Regions from separate parts of the Homo sapiens genome. Here region 1 is linked to region 2. A link is a contact called in ENCODE Hi-C data. All regions are on one chromosome and are shown on one strand. The core of a region is the stretch at or near the end of the contact, and the rest is flanking DNA. Distances in the headings are between cores, read along the strand shown.

Region 1 (2,729 bases), core at 89-2,588, 2.7 Mb after region 2:
GCACAACAGATACTCTTACTTGAAAAATAAAGTATCTGTTCAGATTTTCTAAGTAAATTTCCATTACTGGGTTTGGGAAAAAATCCCTACTACATTGTCTGTAACAAAAAGGTGCCTGCGCCTTCTTTCAACTGCCTGAAGCTTGTGAACCGACTGAATACATTTAAAGGGCTCACAGATCTCAGGACGCAGTCTCCCCGCACAAGAAACTTAAAAACGCCTTTCAGTCTCGCAGAGACCTACTTGGATGTTTCCAAGTTCCATCGTTTGGTAGCTACCCAGCATCTGGGGCGAAAAAAAAGGACTTATCCTTGGAAAAGCGGCTTCTTGAGTCTCAACAACCGGAGGGACACAGTAGGGAAGTCAGGGCTCACCTAAAACCCTCCACCCCAGCAGACAGTCCGGCAAGCCCCGGCTCACGTTTGTTTCCGTGCCCGCGAAACTCTCAATGAAAAGCATCTCACAAAAGGCCTCCCCTGCTCCCCGCGCCGAGGACTCACCAGCACCGTGGTGCAGATGGATCTCAGCTCGGACTCCACTTTCTCCCGATAGTCCTTAATCAGCTGCAACTTCTTGTCGGAGGTGTCGGTCTTCTGCTCGATGCTAGAGATGACCCTCCAGGCGGACCTGCGGCCCCCGACCACGTTCTTGTAGGCCACGGAGAGCAGGTTGCGCTCCTCGTTGGACAGCTCGGCGCCCTGCTCGGTCACTGCCTTCATGCAGGTGGCCATGTCGTCGTAGCGCTCGGCCTGCTCGGCCAGCTTGGCCTTCTGGATCAGCTCAGTCTTCTCCATGGCGGGCGCGGGGCCGGGGCCGGGGCGGAGGGCGAGGAGAGCGAGGGCGAGCGCCGACCCGCAGCGGGAGGAGCCTCGAGAGCTGCGGAGGGGCGGGGCGGCGAGGCGAGAACAAAAAGCAGAGAGGGAGCGCCGTCAGACAATGCGGCCCGCCGCCCGCTTTTGTCTCCCGCACACGCGGCCGCTTGAATTTCCCTCTCCCCCGCCCCCTCCCCCGCTGGGCACCCGGGGAGGCCGCGGCCCGCGGCTGGAGGAGGCGGGGGCGGCGCGGAGGCCCCGCGCGCAGGGAGCCCGAGCCGCGGCCGCTCCCGCCACCCCCGCCCGGCCGGCCCAAGATGGAAGCGACCGTTGGCCCCGCACCTTCCCGCCCGGAGCCGTCCCTGAGGGGAGCGGCATCGACAACCGGCTGCTCTCAAGGGCGGCACCTCCGCCCGGCCCTCAATCCGAGCGCGGCCGGAGGAAGCCCGCGGGCCGACCCAGGCGCTCACCTTCACGTCTCCGCGGCCGCGACGCGAGTCCCACCACTTTGATCTGCTTTTGGCTTTAGCTGAGGACCCTCCCGTGTCAGCCTACCCCGGGGCCGAGGGGCGGTCCACCGCCCAATGATGCGCCGAGCTTCTCCCGAGAGTCCCGCCCCCAGCGCGCCGCTGGCCAATGAGGACCGAGCGCGCGGAAGGGGGCGAGGGGGGCGGAGCGGGAGGGAACGCGGAGGCTAGGAGGGTGGGTCGGTACGGGGAAGTTCGGTTGGCCGGCAGGCTGCGGCTTCGGCCACGGGGTTTCCTCCAATTAGATCCAGGGTAAAAGGACGTCACTGTTGCCATGGCGATGCCGTTACCAACTCCCCTCAGCCTCCCCGCCACCCCGGCACTTCTGGGTGCGGCACGAGACCCAGAGGCGCGCACGACCTCCTAGGCGGCGGCTGCGTCTCCCGCTGCGGATGGTGCATTGCATCTCACGGGCTCTGGCCGAGGCTGGACTTCGGAGGGTGACATATTCAGCTGTTTTAGAGCACGGGGGCCTTTCTTTCCTCCACCTTTCTATCCGTGACAAAGGTTTGGATCCCAAGACACTAAACCCAGACCTTAATGACGTTGCCATTAGGGCTCCGAATTAAGCAAACCGCATCCCCATTAAAGAAGAATTGATTCTGGAGACGGTGTCTTCAGTATGGCATTTACATGATAAATTCAAGTTTTCAGATGGGCATCCTAAAACAAAAAATTCCCTTGTGAAAAGGTAGGTCCCAGAAGATCCAGGGGAGTTTCTGTGACAATGCCAAGTATTGTGGTTTTCTTTAAAATGAGAAATGACATTAAGCACAATTTGCAGGAAAACACCTATTACTACCCCTTCCCACCCCCGCAAAAAAAAACCCTGCCCATAACATCTCTCCCCGCAAAAAAAAAGCAATTTTTATGTATCTTTTAGGCTTTCCAGGTTATGCACCTAAATACATCATTTTTCACATCGTTGTCACATGTGCACACGCTTTTGTTTCTGGTATTATTTGTGAGAGGTCACTTGAAAAGCTGAAATCCTCTCCCTGGATGTTGATTTCTGATTTTCTCCTCCTGGGGAACACCCTGCTGAAGCGAGAAAGATTCCCCCAGGCCCCTCCCATTCAGGGTCATCCCTGGCAGCTCCCTTTCCTCTTAAACCACTCCTGTCTCTCCTTGCACTTCCCCAGTTCCCTAACTCCATCCAGGTAGGGTGGCTGCCCTGCCCGTCTGGCGCGTGGTCCCTGTGCCATCTTAAGATGAGAATTGCCCTCTGGGTTCACGCTGCTATGATCCCGATTCCAGCAGGTCTAAGGAGAATGGATCATAAAGAATTTCCCATTCTGAGTGGAGACTGGAGCAAATCCGGAGAATCTCTAGAATGGGAGATTTGAGAGTGCAGACAGATGGGAGGAGAAGGTGCCGACTTTCCAGAAAT
Region 2 (2,700 bases), core at 201-2,700:
GAGAGGCTGAAGTAACAAAGTGCTGTTGTTAAGATTCTTCCCATTGTGCATTTTTCTTGAATAATGACATTTCTAAAAAGAATCTGAAACTGAGGCATTAGAAGGCAAGTGCTCGTTCATATATTTGAAGAGGTCAAATATTTACCAGAATAACTTCTCAATACAGAGGGGACAGCTTTATTTTATTTTACTATAAAGATGTATGTGTAGCAGAAGACAAATTATGCAGAGCTTTGAGTTAGTTAAGAATCATCTGATTTAATTCTTTGGAGAAATGAGACAAATTGTAGCTAAGGACTATGGAGTTGTTTTAGTTTGCCAGTTATATTTAATTTGACTATTTCTTTATTTATTGAGAGACAAAGTCTCACTCTGCTGCCCAGGCTGGAGTGCAGTGATGCAAACACAGCTCACTTCAGCCTTGACCTCCTGGGCTCAAGCAGTCCTCCTGCCTTGGCCTCCCAAAGTGCTGGGCTTACAGGTGTAAGCCATGGCACTTGGCCTATTTGACTTGTTTAATCCCTCCGAAGAACTCATACATACTATTGCCACCTCATTTTCCACGTAAGAAAATGGAAGCACGAAGACCTTAATAACTTGCTTAATGGCTAGTAGGTGGTAGAGCTTGAATTTAGACCACACAGTGTGGAGGGTATGCTATTAAGGAAAAACGATGTTCTAGTGGGGTTTCCATTTAATATTGCAGAAAAAAGAATCTATATATTTAAGAAGGTGTTATTTCATGCACACTCGTAGGTTTTGTTCATATATGCACATCTGACGTATAATTTAACATTTGTGTAACTTCAAGCTTCTATGGGGAGTGGCAGAAGATGCAGGAATTCTATTAATACCTTCGCAGATCTTAGATTCCAACAAGCTGGATACCTTAAGAAAAATAAAGAAATTGCTGTGCTTGGATCCCAGATGTCCATTCCACCTTTTGGGACCTCCCGGGGGGCCCTCTTTTCTTCATCCTTCAAGACAAGGATAGTGGGGTGAACAGACAGACTTTCCTTGCGAGGGTTGGCTCAGGAAGGCTCTGGGCTCATCTCACAGCCGCCCCAGCGAGGGTCGGGGAGGCAGGTGCTGGCTCCGGTGGGGTCTGCGGCAGAGCAGGACTGGAGCCCAGGGCGCAGCTGCACAGCTCAACGCCGGTTCGCGCCCTGGTTTACAGCGTTGGGCTGGGTCACCCCTTCTTTCCTAGCTTGCTGCTGTGTGTTCCCTCGGTGTAGGAATCAGGGGAGTGTCTTCTGGAGGCCACTAAAGCAGGAATAGCATTTTCATGTTAGCGTGCACGGGCGGTCTCCGCAGCCCCTCCTCGTGCCGGAGCCTGTCCTGGGGCCTGCGGGGCGGCTCCGGGCCTCGGGCCGGCGCAGGCGGGCGGCAGGGGGCGCTGTGCGGCTCGGCGCGGGGGCGGGGCCGGGGCCGAGCCTCCCGCGTGCCCGGCCTCTGTGCGCGCTCGCGCCCCGCCCGCGCAGCCGCTTCTCCCCGCGCGGGCTCTCGGCAGGCGGGAGGCGGCAGGGCTGGCATTGCAGTGCGGGCCGTGCGGGCTGCGCGGGCGCGGGGAGGCGCGGGCGGCAAACTGCGGGCACCCGGCACCCCGCAGCCAGTACCGGGCGGAGGCGTCAGAGCCGCGCACCGCGGACGAGCAGGCCCAGGTAGAGTGACGCGCGTCCCCTTTGTGTCCGCATCGCCCGGGCCGGCCGCGGAGCGGGGAGGGCGGGACGCGGCGCTGCGCGGCCGGCCTTGGGGCTCGGGGCTTGCGGCCGCGCCTGCCCCGCTGGGTCCTGCCCCGGCGCCCGGTGGCAGCGGGCGGGGGGCAGCGTCCCGGGCGGGGACTCGCGGGCTCCGTTCAGAGGACGCCCGCCCTGCCCTGCCCGTGTCCCTGACCTCGTCCCTGCTCTGCTCCTGCCCTGCCCTGCCTCTCGCAGGCGGCGCCCGCGCCCCAGGGCAGTGGGCGCTTAGGGACCTGGCGTCCCCCTGCCTGCCCTGCGCGGTCGCGGGTCTGCGCTGCGGCGCGGGACAGGGCGCCCCGGGCCAGGGTCCCGCGGGCGAGCTGGCGGCGGGGGCTTTCAAGGTTCGCGGCCCCGCCCGCAGACCCTGGGGCTGGAGCCTCGGCCCCAAGAGGAGGTCTGGGAAAGGACGACGCGTCCGGGGCATCGCCACCGGCGGGGAAGGTCGGAACTGGCCAAGAGGATGCCCCGCACATCCCCTGCGCGCGGGGTCCGCGGCTGCTACTGCCCCTGGTCCCCACCGCGAGCCCTTTCCCGGGGAATGAGCCGCCGCCCGAGCCCCGGAGTTCCCTGCGGGTCTTACCCACCCCAGCCTCCGGCCGCCGACCCCAAGCCCCCTGCACTGTGCTTGGCTCCCAGCTGTTTGGTCGCTTATGCCATCCTGGAGGCTTCCTGGTCCTGGGGTGAAGGGGTGACTTCTTTACCCTAATGGTCTTCGTAGGCAGGTCTCAGGATGTCCACTCCAAAGTTCGTGGTCTTTTTTCTAGAGAATAATAATTTTTAAAATCCATTGAACTGGCCGGGCGCGGTGGCTCACGCCTGTAATCCCAGCACTTTGGGAGGCTGAGGCGGGCGGATCACGAGGTCAGGAGATCGAGACCACGGTGAAACCCCCTCTCTACTAAAAATACAAAAAATTAGCCGGGCGCAGTGGCGGGCGCCTGTAGTCCCAGCTACTCGGGAG

The links. Hi-C counts contacts between places; a loop is a spot of excess contacts on that map. Pooled maps may share reads with other maps.
Region 1: a pooled map shows a loop between it and region 2 (2.3-fold over the local background). The contact joins the promoter of YWHAQ here to the promoter of RNF144A in region 2. A Hi-C loop is called at or near these places in 4 of 50 pooled maps.

What each region holds. Positions count from the first base shown.
Region 1 is chr2:9,629,659-9,632,387 of GRCh38, forward strand. YWHAQ (tyrosine 3-monooxygenase/tryptophan 5-monooxygenase activation protein theta) reads right to left here and starts at 1,339. Exons shown (of 6, transcript NM_006826.4): 1 at 1,283-1,339; 2 at 501-876. The coding sequence starts at 794. RefSeq lists enhancers at 1-827, 571-670 and silencers at 791-1,140, 1,341-1,440, 1,491-1,660.
Region 2 is chr2:6,915,962-6,918,661 of GRCh38, forward strand. It overlaps RNF144A (ring finger protein 144A), which reads left to right and starts at 1,451. Exons shown (of 9, transcript NM_014746.6): 1 at 1,451-1,661. It overlaps GRASLND (glycosaminoglycan regulatory associated long non-coding RNA), which reads right to left. Exons shown (of 5, transcript NR_033997.1): 1 at 2,441-2,700; 2 at 889-1,263; 3 at 1-6. RefSeq lists a silencer at 1,291-1,780.